Regions from separate parts of the Homo sapiens genome. Here regions 1, 2 and 3 are each linked to region 4. Evidence: chromatin loops called from intact Hi-C (ENCODE). Cell type or tissue: OCI-LY7. All regions are shown on one strand.

The links. Hi-C counts contacts between places; a loop is a spot of excess contacts. Peaks named below come from ENCODE experiments on the same cell type or tissue, not always from the same donor. Only the 100,000 strongest peaks of a DNase experiment are listed, where the experiment ranks them.
Region 1: a loop joins it to region 4, with 11 times the contacts of the local background. A loop is called at or near these places in 30 of 110 quality-filtered maps.
Region 2: a loop joins it to region 4, with 6 times the contacts of the local background. A loop is called at or near these places in 9 of 110 quality-filtered maps.
Region 3: a loop joins it to region 4, with 10 times the contacts of the local background. A loop is called at or near these places in 6 of 110 quality-filtered maps.

Annotation. Positions count from the first base shown.
Region 1 is chr2:180,074,994-180,079,993 of GRCh38, forward strand. No RefSeq gene overlaps it. Among named protein-coding and RNA genes, the nearest start is that of EPCART, 48 kb to the right of the region's middle. In OCI-LY7, a CTCF peak has its summit at 2,519; no DNase peak of the experiment used is centred here.
Region 2 is chr2:179,934,281-179,939,280 of GRCh38, forward strand. LOC124900526 (small nucleolar RNA SNORA43) reads right to left here and starts at 258; the gene lies at 121-258. In OCI-LY7, a CTCF peak has its summit at 2,601 (motif pointing left); a DNase peak (open chromatin) is centred at 2,581.
Region 3 is chr2:179,896,426-179,901,425 of GRCh38, forward strand. No RefSeq gene overlaps it. Among named protein-coding and RNA genes, the nearest start is that of ZNF385B, 37 kb to the left of the region's middle. In OCI-LY7, CTCF peaks have their summits at 2,655 and 2,857; DNase peaks (open chromatin) are centred at 2,656 and 3,136; H3K27ac peaks cover 1,248 bases.
Region 4 is chr2:179,839,884-179,844,883 of GRCh38, forward strand. All of the region lies in intron 1 of ZNF385B (zinc finger protein 385B), which reads right to left. Among named protein-coding and RNA genes, the nearest start is that of MIR1258, 19 kb to the right of the region's middle. In OCI-LY7, CTCF peaks have their summits at 2,768 (motif pointing right) and 2,969; a DNase peak (open chromatin) is centred at 2,818; H3K27ac peaks cover 1,211 bases.

The DNA of each region.
Region 1 (5,000 bases), 240 kb after region 4:
GGGAATGTAAATTAGTTTAGCCACTGTGGAAAGCAATATGGAGAAGTTCTCGAACTTAAAACAGAAATACCATTTGACCCAGCAATCCCATTACTGGGATCTAAAGGAAAATCATTCAACCAAATCTCAATCTCAATCTCTCTCCTTTATTTACAACAGCAAAGACATGGAATCTACTTAGATGTCCATCAGTGGTGGATTGGATAAAGAAAAAATGTGGTATATGTACACCATGGAATACTACACAGTCACAAAAAAGAAATCATGTCCTTTGCAAAAATATGGATACAGTTGGAGGTCATTATCCTAAGTGAATTAATGCAGGAACGGAAAACCATGTAACACATGCTCTCACTTATAAGTTGAGAGGTAAACATTGGGTACTCATGGACATAAAGATGAATAATAGACACTGGGGACTACTAGATTGGGAAATGAAGGGGAGAAGGATTGAAAAGCTATTTGATACTATCTAGTCTCAGTACCTGGATAATGGGATCAATCATATCCCAAACCTCAGCATCACACAATATACCCAAATAACAAGTCTGCACATATACCCAAATCTAAAATAAAAGCTAAAATCATAAAAAAATTCAAAGGCCTCTTAAAATGGTTGTAAGATTACCTAATACTAATTTTAATGAAAATGTCAGCAATTGTAGTCAGAATTTTTTTTTTTTTTTTTTTTTTTGCGACAGAGTCTTGCTCTCTCACCCAGGTTGGAGTGCAACAGCACCATCTCCGCTCACTGCAACCTCTGCCTCCCGGGTTCAAGCTATTCTCCTGCCTCAGCCTCCCCAGTAGCTGGGATTAAAGGCTCCTGCCGCCATGCCCGGCTAATTTTTGTATTTTTAGTAGAGACGGAGTTTCACTGTGTTCTCCAGGCTGTCTCAAACTCCTGAGCTCAGGCAATCCACCCGCCTCGGCCTCCCAAAGTGCTAGGATTACAGGCGTGGGCCACCACGCCCAGCTGTAGTCAGAATGCCTTTAAAGCACATGCAATTTCTGTCATGTTATGAAGCTTCTCAAAGTCATCTCATTACTTAAGTCACAGTGGAGGGATTGGAGCCAGCTGAAGCCAGAGTTGTGAAGTTCTGCTTAGAACTTCTATATTTGGTTCTCCATTTACTTTCTTGATGGCAGTACACCCACACTCTTTATAGGCATATAATGCTCATATATAGCCCTCTATATAAAAATCTGTTTGCAGATAAGAGACAGCCATACTTTTATTTAAACAAACTGGTGATTCATTGTATGCCTTTGACAGATATTATAAAACAAGTTTTCTTTGCTGCTATTGGTGATCATAGAAGGCAGATATCTAAACATATAAGACCTTACACTTTGCATCAATCTGATAGCTGCTTTCATAATATTGTAATGAATTGATGAACCAAAGAAAGACCTTGTGCATTATCTAGTTCAGTTCCTTTATGGGGGTGAAAGTGGTGGGCAGTTGGTGAGTGGGGGTGTAGAGGACCCTAAGACCCCAGAACAATGCACTTTTCCCAGCCTCAGAGGTGTAGTGGCAGTGAAGGATTGGAATCCAGGCTACCTAAAAATACTAGTCCAGAATTCAGCCTTGTGATAAGTAGCGTAACATGTATTTAAATGTACAGGCTCTGGAGGTAGACCTTCTAGATTTAATTTTGGTTCCATCCAGCCCTTGCCATTTATTTAACCTGTGCCTCAGTACGAGCGTCTATCTCACAGTCTTGGTGAGAATACATGAGCTAAATGAAGCTTAAGATAGCCTGGCATAGTGAGAACTCTATAGATGTTAATGACACCATGTTGCCTTAAGAAGGCTGGTCTGCTTTGCTATTTGACCTATATTTAGAATCATTTAAGCTGTTGGTAGTTCCATCTCATGCTATAGTGTTATGTATTCTACTTTTTCAGGCCATTAGAGAGGTTATTCTCATTGGCTTATGACTCGACCCATGAATAAAATGCCATTAGGGCTGCCATAAAAAGTATTGGGCTATATATCTTTGGTAGTTGTGTGTAGTAAACTGAGGTTCCTATAATCCAGTGCTTTAAGCATGGAGTAGGGAATTCTTTGCAAGGATTCCTGCTGCCTGTTTCTGGGGAAACAACCATTTTGTCTACTTGATATTTCCCAAATGGACTCTATTAGCATGTTGAGGTAACACTTTATTCTTTTTTTACACTTAATTGCTACTGCTGTTGAAGCAGCAACATGCTCCCTAACCTCCTTCTAGCATGAAGACAGCTTTATGCTGGGGCCAGAACTACGTATTTGTTTTTTCTGTTCTGGTTGGTAACATTCCATCTCTAGTGCTGGGTTAACCCATGAACATTTGATTTTAGGAATTATTCGTGTTTCCAGAAATGTAAGACTGACTTTTTTCAATAGCTCTGAGTTATAGTTGAACATGGAGGCTAAATTATTTTGATCTTGACATCATTAAAAGGTGTTCCTCACTACCTCAGTGAATTACATTAGTCTGTGACAGTGAATTTTTTTAGAGAAATACCATCCCCTTGTGGTATAATGTGGTACACCATTGGATGAGGATAATTTAAGAAATAAAACGTTTGTAAATTCTCAATTCTCTGTAAGTATAGCAAATCCCTCTTAATAAGAACATTAAATAATGTATACTGTGTGCAGTACTTTTTTCACATTTCTGTTATTAACAAGTAATAACAGAAAAAAGACGAGTGTCCATTCCCCAGCATCCTCCTAAAAGCTAAATCTTTATAATATTTAATATTTATAATTTAATACTTAATATTTAACTTTTGCCAACTGGTGAAAATTTTTATGTCAGTTTTATGTTTTCCTGATTAGTTGTGAAGTTGAGAATCTTAACATCTATTTACCATTTATTTTCTCCTCTGAAAATTGCTTGTTCACTGCTTTTGTTTTATCTATTGAGTTTGTTCTTGTCTTTTTCTTGTTGGTCTATAAGAGTAGTTCTTATATTTAGGGTTTTAACTTTGGTATTTTATGTATTGTAAATCGTTCTTTTCTTTGTTTACTTGTTTTAATGTTTGTGAGATCCTTTTTTGGACAAAAGTTAAATATTTTTTATATTCAAATATGTTAATCTTTCTCCTTACAAAAGCTGTGTTTTCATATTCCCTAGGAAGCTCTTCCCCATTCCATGTTTATAAAATTTTCATCCAATGTGTTTTATGGTTTATGGTTTCTTTTGCTTTTCTTCCCAAATGAATGGCTAATGGTCTAAATAATGTTTATTCAGTAGCTTACCTTTTCCACACTGATTTGAAAATGTTACTAGTATCTCAAGATCTAAATTACCCTATAATAGTTTTTAGATATGCTTTTTATATCTTGTGGGCAAGTTTGTATTCTTTGTTCCTTTTAAAGTATTTTGGCCACCCAAGTACTTCTTCTTTCTATATAAATTTTAGATTCAGATTATTTGGTTTTAAAACATCCTGTTAAAATCTTATTCATACTGTCTCAATTGTTAATTTGGCAAGAGTACATATTTAAACCATTGAGTCTTCTTATCTAGAAATTTGGTATATATCTTTCCATTTATGTTCTTGGTACAATTGAATATCTACTGTAAAAACATTGGTTGTCTACCCCATGCTAAAAAATAAATTTCAGATGTAATAGAGAGGTAAATATAAGAGTCGTATGACCTGTCTTCACACCTTTTATTAGAATCTTTCTTAGATAACTTATTTTTATTCTATTATCTATTATCTATTCTAAAATAGTGGCACCTATTTTGTTATTTTATAATTGACCATTGCTAATATGTTAGAGATCTATTGATCTTTAACATTTTAATCTTTATTGGTTCCCTACAGAACTTTCTTCTTAGTTTTTATTATTTCTTGGCTGATTGTCTAAAATTAATTCTTCCATAAATAATGGTATTTACCTCTTTGCAATGTTTTTTTTTCTCTTGCCTCATTACACTGGGGACTTCTAATATAGTTTGTAAAGCAGTGTTGCTAGAAATGTTCCTGATAGTTATTAAATTTCAAGAGGTGGGTGGATCACCTGAGGTCAGGAGTTTGAGACCAGCCTGGCCAACGTGGTGAAACCCTGTCTCTACTAAAAATACAAAAAATTAGCCGGGCGAGGTGGCGGGTGTCTGTAATCCTAGCTACCCGGGAGGCTGAGGCAGGAGAATCACTCGAATCTGGGGGTCGGAGGTTGCAGTGAGCCAAAATCACATCACTGTACTCCAGCCTGGGTGACAGAGCAAGACTCCATCTCAAAACTAAAAAATACTCCATCTTGTTTAGGGCTTTTAATTTATATTTTACCAAATTTTATACTATTTTTTTGAGTCAGTGTCTTGCTTTTTTGCCCAGGCTGCTAGAGTACAGTGGCACAATCACAGCTCACTGAGGCCTTGATCTCTTGGGCTCAAGTGATCTTCCTGCCTCAGCCTCCTAAGTAGCTGGAACAACACACACACACCATCATGGGTTCTTAAATTTTTTTTTTTTTTTTTAAGAAATGGGGTCTTGCTTTGTTGCCCAGGCTGGTTTCAAACTCTTGGCCTCAAGCAAACCTCCTGCTTCAGCCTGCCTAAGTGCTGGCATTACGGATGTGAGTGTATTTTACTAAGAAAATTTTTAACAAATTTTATTAAGCTTTTTCTTGACATATATGATTCCATTTTTTTGATGCTTTAGTATGATATAATTAATTACATTAATAGTTTGGCTACCTTGAACCACCCTAGCGTTTCTCGGATAAAACCCAAATGGTCAAGATAGATTTTTAAAAATCTGCACTTTGGATTTGATTTACCAATAATTTGATTATCAATTTTGTACCTATGTCCTTAAGTTAGCCGCCTTGTTTTGAGCTATCTTTGGGCTTCACCATAAGGATTGTGAAATACCTTAAAGAATGCTTTAAAAAGGTTTCTATTTTATACTCAGAAAAAGTAAGTTTATCTACATAGAAATTGTTTCTTGAAAATTCTTAAAACTATCGGAGCTTTTTTCCTTCATTTGAACATTTTGCA
Region 2 (5,000 bases), 94 kb after region 4:
GGTGCCTCAAAAAAAAAAAAAAAAAGAAAAAGAAAAAAAAGAATTACTGAATCATAGGAAACATTTATGTCCAAATTTAGCTGATACTATGCAACAGTTTTCTTCTTCTTCTTTTCTAAGAAATGTCAGGCTATAAACCATTCTTAGTGCTCACTGGTTTGTGAACACTGAGCATAGAAATAGCCACTTTTTCTTTGCTCCAATAGTACAGGCACAGCACAGCAACTGTGTCTATGGGGCTGGCAAGTCCAGGATAGCATCTGCAGGGCAGGGCAATGATTTTCTTTAACACACTTTCATGCATACATTTGATCTTCATTTTGGTGTCCTAGGTTTTAAGCTAATGCATTTTTGCCTTCTACTTTCTCCTGGTTTACCATAAAATGCTTACATTTGGACTTCAATTGGGTAAATAGTAGTTTGCCTTGCATTTAAAATTTCATAAAACCTCAAGAATCCAAAGTGTATCAAATCATCCTGCCTAGGATTCAAGGAAAATAACTGAACTGTTCCCCATTCATTCATCAAATGTTTATTGAACACCTACAAGCAATTTTTTTATTAAACCTGGGGATATAAAGAAATGTAAAATTCAACTTCCAATCTCCAAGAAGTATCTACAGTAGTTGATGACTCTTTCATCAGTAGCTGTCTGCCCCTTTCTCATGCCTTCCTGTCCTCCTGTCATTTCAACAATAGTTGCCTGCAGCATAAGTAAGCAATGCGTAGCAAGCTGGTAGCCATGAATGGGATTATTTGTGCTACTGTAGGCAGCATCTTTCATTTACCACAAACAATTTTCTCTTCTCTCCTTTGGATAACTATCCATGAGTTTAGTCTTTCCCTTTTCTGGACAAAAAATTATATTAAGGAGAAGAGTAAAATTGTTCTAGAAACTTGAGGAATGGTGATAATACTTATTTTTCACATTCTTTCCTGTATTTTAAGGGTCTGTATGTATTTGTTGTACTTGTGTATAATGGGATTTTCAGACTACATTTATATTGTGTAAGAAGATTGAAAATGTTCACAACGTTCCTGCTGTTCAGTATTTCATATTCTAAAATGATCTCCAGAATACATTGGTTGTTAAGGTAATGTGCTCAAGTATCTTTGTGGCTTAAAGGAGGTATTACAACTCCCAAAATAGCTATGCTTAGTCCTTCTCACTGGTAATATAAAACCAATTTTTGTTTGTGAATTGAATTGTTGCACCTGTGCAGTGCATTTCAAAGCCCAGGAAGGGTGCTGTTAAAGGAGAGATTCTCTGTAATTTATAAAAATGGAGCAGTGATTTCTAGTGAAACAATCAACCTCATCTAAAAATCTCTCATTTAGATGTTTCCATAAAATATTAAGAGACACCCAAAGGTCCTTTATTGTATTTTTTCCATAGGCATCTTTATTGAGTCTGTACTTATTTCCATCTACAGTTAAAGAGCTGCAAGCAGAAGTATGCAAGCAAAAGTATAGGATGGTGGGAATAGCTGATTGTACCAAATGATTCAAACTATCCATCAACAGGAAAATCCTTGAATTAATACAGATACTTTTAGTGCAAGTGGTACCAATCCAAACCAAAGTAGCTTAAGTAGAAAGAGGATTCATTGGCTCATATAACTGGGAGGCTAACTTCAGCCACAACTCAATTCAGGGACTCAAACAAAATTGTTCAGATTCTGCTCCTCTCTCTGGGCCCTGCTTCCTTTTGAGCTGCACTAATCCTCTCCTACTGCACCCTACCTTTTTCTATGGGTCAGTGACTGCTCCAGCTGCAATAAACACCCTTCCTGCTCTGCTATGCCTTTAGACATGGCCATGTGTTTCATGGCCAAATTGAAAAACTACGAGAGAAGAACTCCTTGTGGCCCAGCTTAGGTCATATGCTCCTTCCTGAACCAATTACAGTGCCCAGGGGAATGGGGTACTAGGAGTGGCCAGGCCAGAAAGTTATTTTGTTAGCTGGTTCACTAGAATCATTTCATCAGAGAGAGGAACAATCCTCAGACAAAAAAGCAGCAAATGTTCAGTACAGCTCTCACAGGGGCTTCACATATATTAGTCACAAAAATAGTTTTAGGGCAGGGAAGATCTATGGTTAAACAAAATAGGGTGCTATATAAAGAATGGAACTCACAATGACTCCTAACTCATACCAAAGATACTCATTCCAGGATTTCCTGTTACCAGGAGAGAAGCTGACTTGCAGTTGATTCAATCTCATTTGCTCAATCTTTTAGGTATCGTAATCCATGAAATTACTGATAAAACAACTAGGTAATTCACTTTAACAACCACTTGACTGTCACTGAAGTGTCTGATCAAAAATTAAGGTGTTAGCTGTGTGAGGTGGTATGTGCCTGCAGTTCTAGCTACTTGGGAGGCTGAGGCGGGGGGAACACTTGAGCCCAGGAGTTTGAGACCAGCCTGGGCAACATAGCAAAACCCTGTCTTTACAAATAAAAAGATGGTTAAAAAAAAAATTAAGGTTCTTGCAAGAGTGAACCTTCCAAGGTAACCTATGGACTTTGGGTGATGATGTGTCAATGTAGGTTTGCCAATTGTAGCAAATGCACCCCCTGGTGGGGGTTGTTGATAATGGGGAGGCTATGCACACGTAAGGAGCAAAGCGTACCTGGGAAATCTCTGTACCTTTTGCTCAATATTGCTGTGAACCTAAAATTGCTTTAAAAAATTAAGTCTATTAAAACATTAAAAAATACAGACATAACAAAATGAAGGTATTCAGGTATTAGATAACCTAATTATCTAATTCTCTAACATAGCATTAAAATAATTCAATAGTCACAGCTAGTTGTCCCTCAGATAAAAGTTGGTTACAGCTACAGTAAGAAACCAGAACCTGTATGGGACAATCATATTAACAGGCAAATAATAATGCTTATATTTGCAGAAAACCTACTTATTTCCCTAGAATATCAAAGTATCTTGACAAATAAAAACAGTTGGAACATTGCTGTACACCACTCTATTAAATGAGTTCCTCATTTAAAACAAATTTTGTCCTCACAAAAACAAGAGGGCAATATAAGTCTACAGAGCTTTATTTGAGTATACAAAAGTGATGCTGTGTAGGACAAGCACCATCATTGCCATCCACTGGAGTAATTCCTAAATGTTAGGTCTATGACAATGGTAATGAACTGGGACAATCTTTCCTCCCAGGGCATAATTGGCAGTATCTGGAGATGTACTACAGGACTGGGAGATTTGTACTCTTGGCATCTAGCAGGTAATGCCAGGATCACTGCTGAATATCCCATGTTGCATAGGATAGCCCCATACAACAAATAATCAACTGGTGCAAAATGTCAACAGTGCTGAGGTTAAGAAACTCTGGCCTATGGCAAGATGCAGAGGGAAAGGCAATGTTTAAGACAAAACCCCTGCCCCCAATGATTGTATAATCTGCTTGAGGGGGTAAGATAAATGATAAGGGTGTTTCCTAGCTTTTCTTCTAGGACGTTTATAAATTGAGGTCTTACACTTAAATCTTTAATCCATCTTTAGGTAATTTTTGCAAAATTTTTGTAAAAAAGTTTGTAAAAAGTAAGAGTCTAGTTTCATTCCTCTGAATATGGCTAGCCAGTTATCCCAGCACCATTTATTGAACAAAATAAATCATCAACAGAGTAAACAGATAACCTATAGAATGGGAGAAAATATTCACAAATTATGCATCTGACAGAGGTCTAATATCCAGAATCTATAAGGAATTTAAACAAATCAACAAGCAAAATATAAATAACCCCATTAAAAAATGGGCAAAAGACATGGACAGGTACTTCTCAAAAGGAGACATTCAAGTGACCAACAAACATGAAAAAAATGCTCCATATCACAATCATCAGAGAAATGCAAATCAAAACCACAATGAGATACCATGTCATACCAGTTAGAATGGCTATTATTAAAAGTAAAAAAAAAACAACAGGTGCTGACGAGGCTGAGAAAACAGAACACTTACACACTGTTGGTGGGAACGTAAATTACTTCAGCCACTGTGGAAAGCAGTTTGGAGATTTCTCAGAGAACATAAAACAGAGCTATCATTTGGCCCAGCAATCCCATGACTGGGTATATATGCCCAAAATAATGTAGATTATTATACCAAAAAGACACACACACTCATATCATCATCACCATGCTATTCACAACAGCAAAGATGTGGAATCAACCTAGGTGTCCATCAATGGTGGATTGGATAAAACAAACATGATACACACACACCATGGAATATTACACAGCCATAAAAAATGAAATTATGTCCTTTGTCGCAACATGGATGCAGCCAGTGGCCATTATCCTAAGCAGATAACAGGAACAGAAACCAAATACCACATTTCTCGGTCGTAAGTGGGAGCTAATATGGACATAAACATTGGAACAATAGACACCACAGACTACTAGAGAGGGGAGGGAGGGGATGGGGATGGCAGCATAAGTCGAAAAACTACCTATTGGGTACTAGCTCATTACCTGGGTCTCACATACCCATGTAACAGTCCTACACGTGTATCCCCATATCTAAAATAAAAGCTGAGGCCAGTCAGGGTGGCTCACGCCTGTAATCCCAGCAGTTTGGGAGGCCGAGGCAGGCAGATCATGAGGTCGGGAGTTTGAGACCAGCCTCGCCAACGTGGTGAAACCCCATCTCTACTAAAAATACAAAAATTAGCCAGACATGGTGGCAGATGCCTGTAATCTCAGCTGCTTGGGAGGCTGAGGCAGGAGAACCACCTGAACCTGGGAGGCGGAGGTTGCAGTGAGCCAAGATCACACCGCTGCACTCCAGCTTGGGCGACAGAGTGAGACTCTGTCTCGAAAAAAATAAAATAAAATAAAATAAAAGCTGAAATTTTAAAAAAAGGATAAATGATAAAAATGATCTCAATACACAATGCATTAAGTACTGATTACAGGGTCTTTTAACACATGGGGCTTGAATTGCTTACTTTTATGAGAGTAGCAAGGAAGAT
Region 3 (5,000 bases), 57 kb after region 4:
ACTTATTTACTACCACAAAACTGTTAAAGAGAAAGAATTCAATGTTTATTCTGCCTTTCTTAAACAAACTCTAAGCAAATAAATGATGAAGGAAGTATTCAAATTAATAAATGATGAAGGAAGGATAGAATTAGAATGTCACCATTTTGAAATATTTAGTTGATGAATATATTGGAGCATCGAGCGTCAGTGGCTGCTAACATCACAGAAAGAGCAGCAACCAGACATTACGTTCTTCTTGATGGATAAACATATCACCACCCATGAAACAATCTCGTCCCCACAAAAAAAAATTAAACCTGAATCTGATCCAACTATTTCATCCAACTGTTTATGCTGGGGAAATACAAAAGAAGAGGAACATATTAAACAAAACCACAGAAGTTTAATAAGAAATTCTGCTATAGTCTGACTGTGTTCCCCAGAATTCATGTTTTAAAAAATACCCAATGCATAAGTGTTGGGAAGTGAATTAATGCTGCATTGGGTATTAAGTGTTTGAAACACGAATTCTGAGGGACACAGGTTCTCTTCTTGCTGCTTTTCTGCCATGTGAGGACATAGCATTCCTCCTCTCCAGAGAATACAGAAGGCGTCATGATGGAACCAGACATCTAACCTACCAGTACCTTGATCTTGGACTTCTCAGCCTCCAGAATTGTGAGAAATAAATTTCCGTTTTTAATAAGTTACCCAGTCTCAGATATTCTGTTATAGCAACAGAAACAGGCTAAGACAAATACCTAGACTATAGGTATACCTAGACTACCAATAAACAACCTAGTCTCTTCAAAAATAAATTGCAAGGGGGGAAAAGATAGAGAGAATTTATAGACTAACAAAATTAAGGAAGACACAGCAATGAAAGCCAAAAGGGATTTCAATGGTAGAATCTTGTTTGAAAATTCAAACAAATCCTACAGAATTATAAAATTTATGAGCCAATTTGAACTTTGAACCCTTTCTTGGACATTTGATATTAAGGAATTATTAGTTGTTTTGAGGTGTCATAAGGGTATTATGATTATATTTATTGCAAAAAGTCCTCATCTTTTAGAGATACAGTCTTCAAATGTTTCTAGAAAAATTAGTGATATTTAGGATTTGCTTCAAAATAATATAGAAATACAGCCAGGTGCAGTGGTGTGTGTCTTTGATTCTAGCTACTCAGGAGGCTGAGGTGGGAGAATTGCTTGAGCCCAGGAGTGTGAGTCTAGCCTTGGCAACATAGTGAGACATCATATACCTCCCCTACCCCCCAAAAATGTGGAAGTAGCTAAGTGCATACCAGTACGGATTAACAAGAATGTTAACTCTTAAAACTATTGGTTGGCACAGTGGCCCACACCTGTAATCCCAGCACTTTGGGAGGCCGAGGTGGGCAGATTATCTGAGGTCAGGAGTTCGAGACCACCCTGGCCAACATGGTGAAACTCGTCTCTACTAAAACTACAAAAATTAGCTGGGCATGGTGGCGCACGCCTGTAATCCCACCTACTCGAGGGGCTGAGGCAGGAGAATCACTTGAACTCGGGAGACGGAGGTTGCAGTCAGCAGAGACCGCACAATTGCACTCCAGCCTGAGTGACAGAGAGACTCCATCTCAAAACAAAAACAAAAACAAAAAAAACTCTTGGGGGTTCTGTACTAGTAGGTCTATTTTTGTACATGTTTTAAACTCTCCATCATAAAAATATTTTTTAAATTTGTCTCTTGATCCTGCACTCTTTTTGTCTACGGCTTCATTTTTCTGCTCCCTATTGGAACAAAGTTCTGCATAAAACCTGTCTCCACTTTTTCACCTTCCATTTTCACTCTTTCCAAACAGACATTTTGCTTCCCTTATTCCGGTGAAACTTTTGTTATCCAGTTGCCCTGTGACCTCTATAGGCCAAATCCAGTCCTCAATCTCTTTCCTCATCTCACTCAGCCTCTTAGAACATTAGCATCAATTGGACCATTCTTGATTTTTGTGCTGTCCCTGCCTCACAAGCTTCTAATTTCACTGGCTACTCCTTTGGTTTCTCTCAGAATGCTGGAATGCCACTGACTCCCTGTCGACACATGTCACTAGGTAATCTCTCCCAGTTCCACAGCTTTAGACCTGGTGGGAATGCTGATGGTTCCCAACTTTCCATTCTCATCCCTGAGCCCTAACTCATATGTCCAATGGCATGGCAATGAGTAGCAGGCAGAAATCTTAACATTAATGAATGAGCAATGAGACTCCTGATCCTGCTTCCTCCCACTTCACATATTCTCTCTCCCCACCCTGGTATCCCCCATCTTAATAATGCATCAACATCTTCCCAGTAACTCAGGCAAAAAACAAAACAAAACAAAACAAAACAAAAAACAAAAAACCCTCAAAGTTATGTTTGACCTTTTTTCCCCTACTCTGCACATTTAATTTGTGAGGAAGTCCTGTAAGCTCTGATTTAAATATATTCTAAACTGATGTTTTAGTGCGGTCAGACTACCATAACAGAATACCACAGGCTGGGTGGCTTTCTGTTTACAACAGTAATTTATTTTCTCATGGTTCAAAATTAAAATGCCAACTGGTTCCATTCTCAGTGAGGCCTCTTCCTGGTTTGCAGATAGCTGCTTAATTGCTGTGTCCTCACATGGCAGAGAGAGAGAGAGAGAGCGCACCCTGGTGTCACTTCTTATAAGGACACTAACCCTATTGTATCAGGGCCTCAGCCTTACAACCTCCTTTAACTTTGTAGGCCCTGTTGCCAAAATACAGTCACGTTGGCCTCTAACGCCTCAACATGTGAATTCTGGGGAAGAACACAATTCAGTCCACAGCACCTGAGCACAGTTATTTCAGAGCTCTTACATTTTTCCTTCTGCCTAGAATATTTTCTCCAATGTCAGGGCTATCATCTTTCCAACACTTGGAACTCAGGGCAAACGTCCCTTCCCAGAAAGCCCTTCCCTGAACCCTCTGTCTAAAGTACCCACATAAACCCAACTCATCTCAGTTACTCCCATCATTGCCTCTGCTTTATTTTCTTTATAATTCTGACCACTATCTAAAATACCATATAGTTATTTTCTCATCAACTGTATTGTGACTATTCTCACTAGCTTCACAGGAGCAGGGACCTTGTGAAGCAGGAGGGTGGTTGGCAGGAAGTGGTGAACGAGTGGATCATGATGCCCCCACAGTGCTCAAGGCACTTAACAGCAAGACCCTGCCTGTTTTGCCATCACTGAGCCACAGTGCCTACATTATTAGACACAGTAGATGCTGAATAAAAAATTATTGATTAAATGAATGAAGGAGTGTAAGCATCCTCAAATTGTAACTTATTAGCCCCTCCATCTTGGCCCTAGTCTTCTCCAATTTTCTTTGAGATTTGTACAGCTGTCACTAAAATAGAGTCATGCATCCCTTAACAATGGGATACAATTGGAGAAATGCATGGTTAGGTGATGTCATCATTGTGTGAGTATCATAGAGTGTACTTACACAAACTTAGATGGTATAGCCTACCATACGCCTAGGCTCTATGGTATAGCCTGTTGCTCCTAGGCAACAAACCTATACACATAATTACTGTACAGAACACTGTAAGCAATTATGACACACTGAGAAGTATTTGGTATTTAAACATAGAAAAGAGACAACAAATATATGGTATGAAAGATTAAAAATAAAAACAAACAGCACATCTGTATAGGGCATTTGCCAAGAATGGAGCTTGCAGAATTGGAAGTTGATCTGGGTGAGTCCGTGAGTGAGTGCTGAGTGAAGGCCCAGGACATTACTATACACTACTGTAGACTATGAACAAAGCACACTTAGGCTACACTAAATTTATTTTTAAAACTTTCTTTAATATTAAATTGACCTTATATCACTGTAACTTTTTTATTTTATAAACTTTTTAATTGTTTTTAACTTTTTCACTCTTTTGTAAGAACAGCTTAAAACACAAAAACATTGTACAGCTGTATAAAAATATTTCAATGTTTATATCCTTATTCTATAAGCTTTTATCTATTTTAATTTTTAAACTTTTTGTTAAAAACTAAGCTGCAAACACATTCATTGCCCTAGGCCAACACAGGGTCAGAATCATCAATATCACTGTCTTCCACCTCACCTTGTCCCACTGGAAGACTTTCAGGGGCAATACCCCACATGAAGCTGTTATCCCTTGTATCAATGCCTTCTTCTGCAATACCTCCTGATGAACCTGCCAGAGGTTGTTTTACACGTTAACTTTTTTTGTAAGTAGAAGTTCAACACTGTAAAATAATGATAAAAAGTATAGTATAGTAAGTAAATCAACCATTTATTATCATTATCAAGTATTATGTACTATACATAATCGTATGTGTACATAGTTCTGTACAACTGGCAGCACAGCACAGCTGGTTTGTTTATATGAGGATCACCATAAACACATGACTAATGTGTTGCACTAGGAAGTTTTGATGGCTATTACATCACCAGGCAATAAAAATTTTTCAGTTCCGTTATAATCTTATGGGACCACCATCTCATCTGCAGTCCATTGTTGACTGAAATGTTTTGCGGTGTATGACCGTACCTATTTTTTCTTCTTCCATTTTTAATGACTTCATAACTTCCAGATTCCTGCATCTTCTCAATGTTTCTCAAAATGATTTAAAGAATAAGTGACAAGAAATTTATATTAAACGTGTCTTAGTCTGTTTTATGATGCAATAACAGAATATCACAGACTAGTAATTTATAATGAACAGAAATACATTTGGCTCACAGTTCTGGAGGCTAGAAAGTCCAGGAGCATGGTGCCAGCATCTGGTGAGGGTCTTCATGCTGCATCATCCCATGGTGGAAAGGCAAGAGAGGATGAGAGAGAGTGAGAAAGAAAACCAAACTCATCCTTCCATCAGAAATCTACTCCCAATATAACAGCATTAAGCCATTCATGAGGGCTCTGTCTAACTACCTCTTAGAGGTCCCACCACTCAACACTGTTACACTGGAGATTAAATTT
Region 4 (5,000 bases):
CTTCCAGGGAGGGATCTGGGGAATAAACACCCTGATCTCAATCTCTTCCCTCCCTCCCATCTCCCGCCAACATTTCTCATTAGCCAAACCCATTTTAAGTGTTAAGACAGTGGGCAGAGGAATACAAAGAGGTCAGCTTCCCAGAGCACAGGGTAGACAAGGGTGAGGGTCGATCTGGAAGGGCAAATGGAAGATACCTGCATAGGCAGAGATGGACCACACACATCTTCATTCTATGATTAGGTCACATTACAGATATATTTATAATGCATATGGAATCAAGGCATTCACACAGGACAGGAACAGATGTGTGATCCCCCGGCACAGCCTGCCTTGTCCCCCAAAGTCCCTTAAAGGCACATAAGCACTGGCAGTACACAGTGAGGCCTTGCTGAGTAAGAGCCCCTCATTTCTTGCCACCCTAAGTTCTATATATCCATATTCAAGAAGACATTGACAGGGACCTCTGAATACTATGCAAAGGAGCTTGGATTGTCTGTGCAAAATTGAACCATCAAAGTTCAATGATAAGAGCAACGTCATGATTATGTCTTTGTTTGGAAAGATTTTTTTGTTGACCTTGTGGAGCTGAAATTAGAAAAGGAAGTGAATGAAAGCTAGGAGACCATTTAGAAAGCCATTACCATAATCCAGGAGAGAGATAAATTCAGTACCAGCATTTGGTGGTTTACACTTTTAAAAATCCCTGGTGCCTAATATTTTGTGATATATAAGGAATGATACAAAATTTGTTCCTTCAACTTTGAAGTTTCTGTATTTATTTTTCCATTGATTTCTCTTGCTTCCTTACCTCCCATAACCAATCATTCATCAAGTACTAGTGAGTCTAACTTTTAATATCTCGAGAACCTGTACTCTTCTCTCTGCCAATGCATTGATAAAGGCCACATTTATCACATAGACTAACATTTCTCAACTATGCACAAAATGTTCTTAGGGATTCCATGAAAAAAAGAAAAGTTTTCTTGTCAAACACTTTGTGAAGCCCTGGGATAAACAAATTTAAATAGGTTGCTTTTCTGAGCTTTAAAGAATGCTTACATGACTTGGGAATTCCTAGAGAGAAGTTCCCTCTTTTCATAGAAAGCCTATTAACATCTCCAGTGGTCCTCAGAATACAGATTGTAAAATGCTGACATGGACAAATAAAGGTTTTTCTCTGCATTTCTGCAAAACTTCTTTCAGTCTGCTGACTTTCTGCATGTATTGCCCCCAGGAAAGGGATCACATCGTACAAGGCAGAGAAAAAGGTAATCAATTCTTACAGTTTGGATTTCAAAAGTTAAGGGAACAATAATTCATGGGCCATATATTTGAAAGACTAAGATCAGTAGGAGCAAAGCTTTCTATATTCAGACTAGATAAAAGGAAGAAAGGGGGAAAATGGTTGACATTAAGTGGAGAGTTTTGATACAAGAGATTAAGAGGGCCCAGGTCCCAACCCACTCACCAGCCCTGCACTGAGCCCTGATGGAGGAAAAGGAATCAGAAACCCCAGGATGGTTTGGTGGGATCTAAGAACAAAAGGAACCTGTGCCTACCCAGCAAGACAGAGCTCTGGGAAGAAAGCAAGACTTTACAAATAAAATTGCTGAAATGTAATTTGTGTCTGTATTAGGAATTCTCAATCTCAGCACTATTGATATTTTGGTCTGGATAATTTTTTGCTGTGGGATCCTCATGTGGGTTGTAGAATATTTAACAGCTTCCCTGGCCTCTGCCCTCCAGATGCTTGTAACATACTCCCCATCCCCAGTTGTAACTACTAAACATGTTTCTAGACATTACCAAATGTCTCCTGGGGGCAAAATCTCCATTGAGAGCCACTGGTTTAGGTAAAATCCTAGAGAGAATTTCTTCCTATCCTAGCACAGGTCATGAGTAGTAGAAAGAATCATTTGAGAAGATCCAGGGCAACATACTTGGATGATGTCCTAGAACCAGATGAGATTAAAAGCAAAACACCCCAATGGCAATGGACGCCTGAGAGGACTGATCACTCTCAAGAACAAAATGACACACTCCCCACAAATACTTCCACATTGCAGCTAAATTACTTAAGAACACAGATACCAGAGCATACTGGAAGCCAGGCTGCCTACCTTTAAATCCCAGGAATCACTCAACTTTCTGGACCTCAGTTTCCTCATATCTGTGAGATGGAGATAATGACAGTACATACCACACAGGGTTACAATGATAATTAAATGAGTTAAATTTTGTGAAGTACTTGCTCTTTATTTAATTAAATTTTGAGTAAGTGGTGGTTTTTACTATGTATATAAACACCCCTGGGATTAGTTCCAAGTCAGAGAAGGAGAATGTGACCCTGAATTATTAATATAACTAAACTTCTGCCATCAGATCAAATAGGTTCACACTATTCTATGAAACTGAAACTAAAAATAAAGTTATTTTTACAAAACCAGTTTGTGTTCAGAAATTTCTCCTCATTCACTGGTCTCTTTGCATGCAGTCTAAACTTCCCTGTCTTTGTCCCTTAATGTATCTTCATACCACCATTGTGCTCATCTAATAAAATCTTAAATCTGATCACATATGAGTTTTCCATTATCCACAGCTATGGTCCCACAGAGATGCTCAAGAACTCAGGGTTGTATGGGGAGGGCATGGCATGAAACTCTGGTGTGCTTCTCCATGATTAACTCTTTCATAGATTGAGTTTCCTTGTAAGATTTTATTTGAAAAATTCATATGTTCCTACAAAATGTCACTGGCCCACAGAGACCCCACCAGATGGCAGTCGAGGCCACCATGAGCAGCCCTTACCCCTCCCTCCAGCTGTTCAGCAAAGCCCCTGTGATCCAGATGAAGAGTCACTGGTAGAGTCCATGTGCCGTTAGCCTCATAGTTTTGCACATGCTATTTCATCTGCTTAAAATATTCTTGTCAATTTCCTGCAGATAAGAAGCCATCGGAGTGGTCTTTTACTGGGAAACATGCTTGGATTTGCATTCTTAAAAGGAAACTGATGGACTAAAGGCCTCTCCAGACTTTGGTGTGGAGGGAGCCTGCCTCAGGTGCTGTAGGATTCTTTGCCAAAGCTAGGGATATACAGCTTCCCTAGGTGTCACCGCCCCCACCCCAAAACTCTGCCACAGCATTGAGGGTGCTCCAAAGATGCAGACCATTGTATCCATTAACCTTAGAAAATCAATCTCTCTCTTCCATTCTTTCATACCTTCCTGTTTACCTTCCCAAAGGTCTCTGCTCCTCCTACCTCCCAGGATAGAATCCCCTCAAGGGGCCTCTAACACACCAAAGCCATTTCTCTTCTAGTATGGACAATTTCTCTTTCCTTTCTGCAACACAACTCTCCCCTGAGGCAAAGGGAGCACAGGGGAACTAGCTACCTATGTGGAAAGGGAAAAGAAGTGTACATCTAGAGTAAAAATCACAGCCAATCACCCTTCCACCTGCATATATATCTCAGTGAATCGGAACTTCTTTCTTCGTACCTTCCTTGAATAAGTTTAGATTCATTTTGTTAACAGAAAAATAGAATATTTTTTAAGTCCAATCAAGACACACATCTATATAGAAGCATTACTACACAAGATAAATATTAACTGAGTTATATATTATCCATATACTTGTGACATAGGTATATACCAAAAGCAGTACCTCACACAGTAACTGCCTCTCTCTTTTCCAAATCTTCAATGCTGTTAAATCAGTGATGGAAAATGCTGCTATTTCCTCAGAAGGGTCACCATTCATTGTCTTCATTTGTGCATTGGTATATGTGCCCTTCCAGTTCAATGCTACAACCCATCAGATCACCTCCTTTTCTGTCCCATTTGGCAGCCAGTCTCAGGACTGCTGCTGTTTTTCCATCTGTCAAACTCAATCTACCTTCAACATACAGGCAGGGCCTGGAGACTGGACTGAGTAAAGAACAATAAAGTCAGGCTGGTTTCACCCTGAATTTTATCTACTTTGAGGGGAAAAAGGAATTCTAATAACATGGAAAATTCCCTTTGCAGGAGTCTGCCTAGAACTGGGCTTCCAGCCTTGGGAGACAGCAACCCCATTCAGTGAACAGCTTTTGCAGAGTCTGCCCAGCTACAAGAATTCCTTCCTCTTAACCCCCAGAAAGAAGCGAGCAAGCCATTTTGAACAATTCTGTACAATGAGCCCATACTCCTTTTTATAGCAGATCGGTCCAGAGATGATTCGTGATCCAAGTTGGTCTATTAGATAGAACAGAAAATGCCTGCGTAACCTCCTTAAAAACGGACATCGATTGAAACCGCCTCCTCCATTTGCTTGTTGTATGAACTTTGGGTAAAGAATTTAACTTCTCTTGACCTATTTCTTCATCTGTAAAAAAAATAGTTTGAACTAAATGATTTTTAAATTTCCTTTCTGCTCTTGCAGTATGGTTCTCACAATAAAGGTGGGTTCTAGAGTCAATGAGGCCTTGGTTCACAGTCATATCCTGTCAGTCACTATAGTCTTATGACTTAAAAAGATTTCTCAACTTTCTAAGCATCAGTTTCAAAATGGGGACTATGATAATGTCTGCCTTGCTATTAAATGATATAATACATGTTCTGGGCTTAAAACACTACTACACACAGTCAAGCACCCCATAGTCTCTGGTTGCTACCACTGGTGTTATTTCTACTTCAGCAAGATTTAAAATTAAAGAAAGAAGCAAGGAAGAAAAGGAAACCAAGGTGAAAACATCATAATTGTTCAGCCAAAAGAATTATCTGAATAAAAAAAATTAAACCTTTGATTCACTGATACTGCAAAAAGGTTGGGAGAGAGAGTAAATAATCAATATGACTCTCCAAGCAAGTAAAAATGTACAGGATGTTTAATTGTGGCCCTAAAAAAGAAGGCAACACTACTTATATCAAGCTCTATCACTCTCAGAACTTGAAAATCCAATAAGAAAGGGTCCTCCAAATACAAAGAGCGTTGGGTAAAATCATAACTCTCTCGTGAGT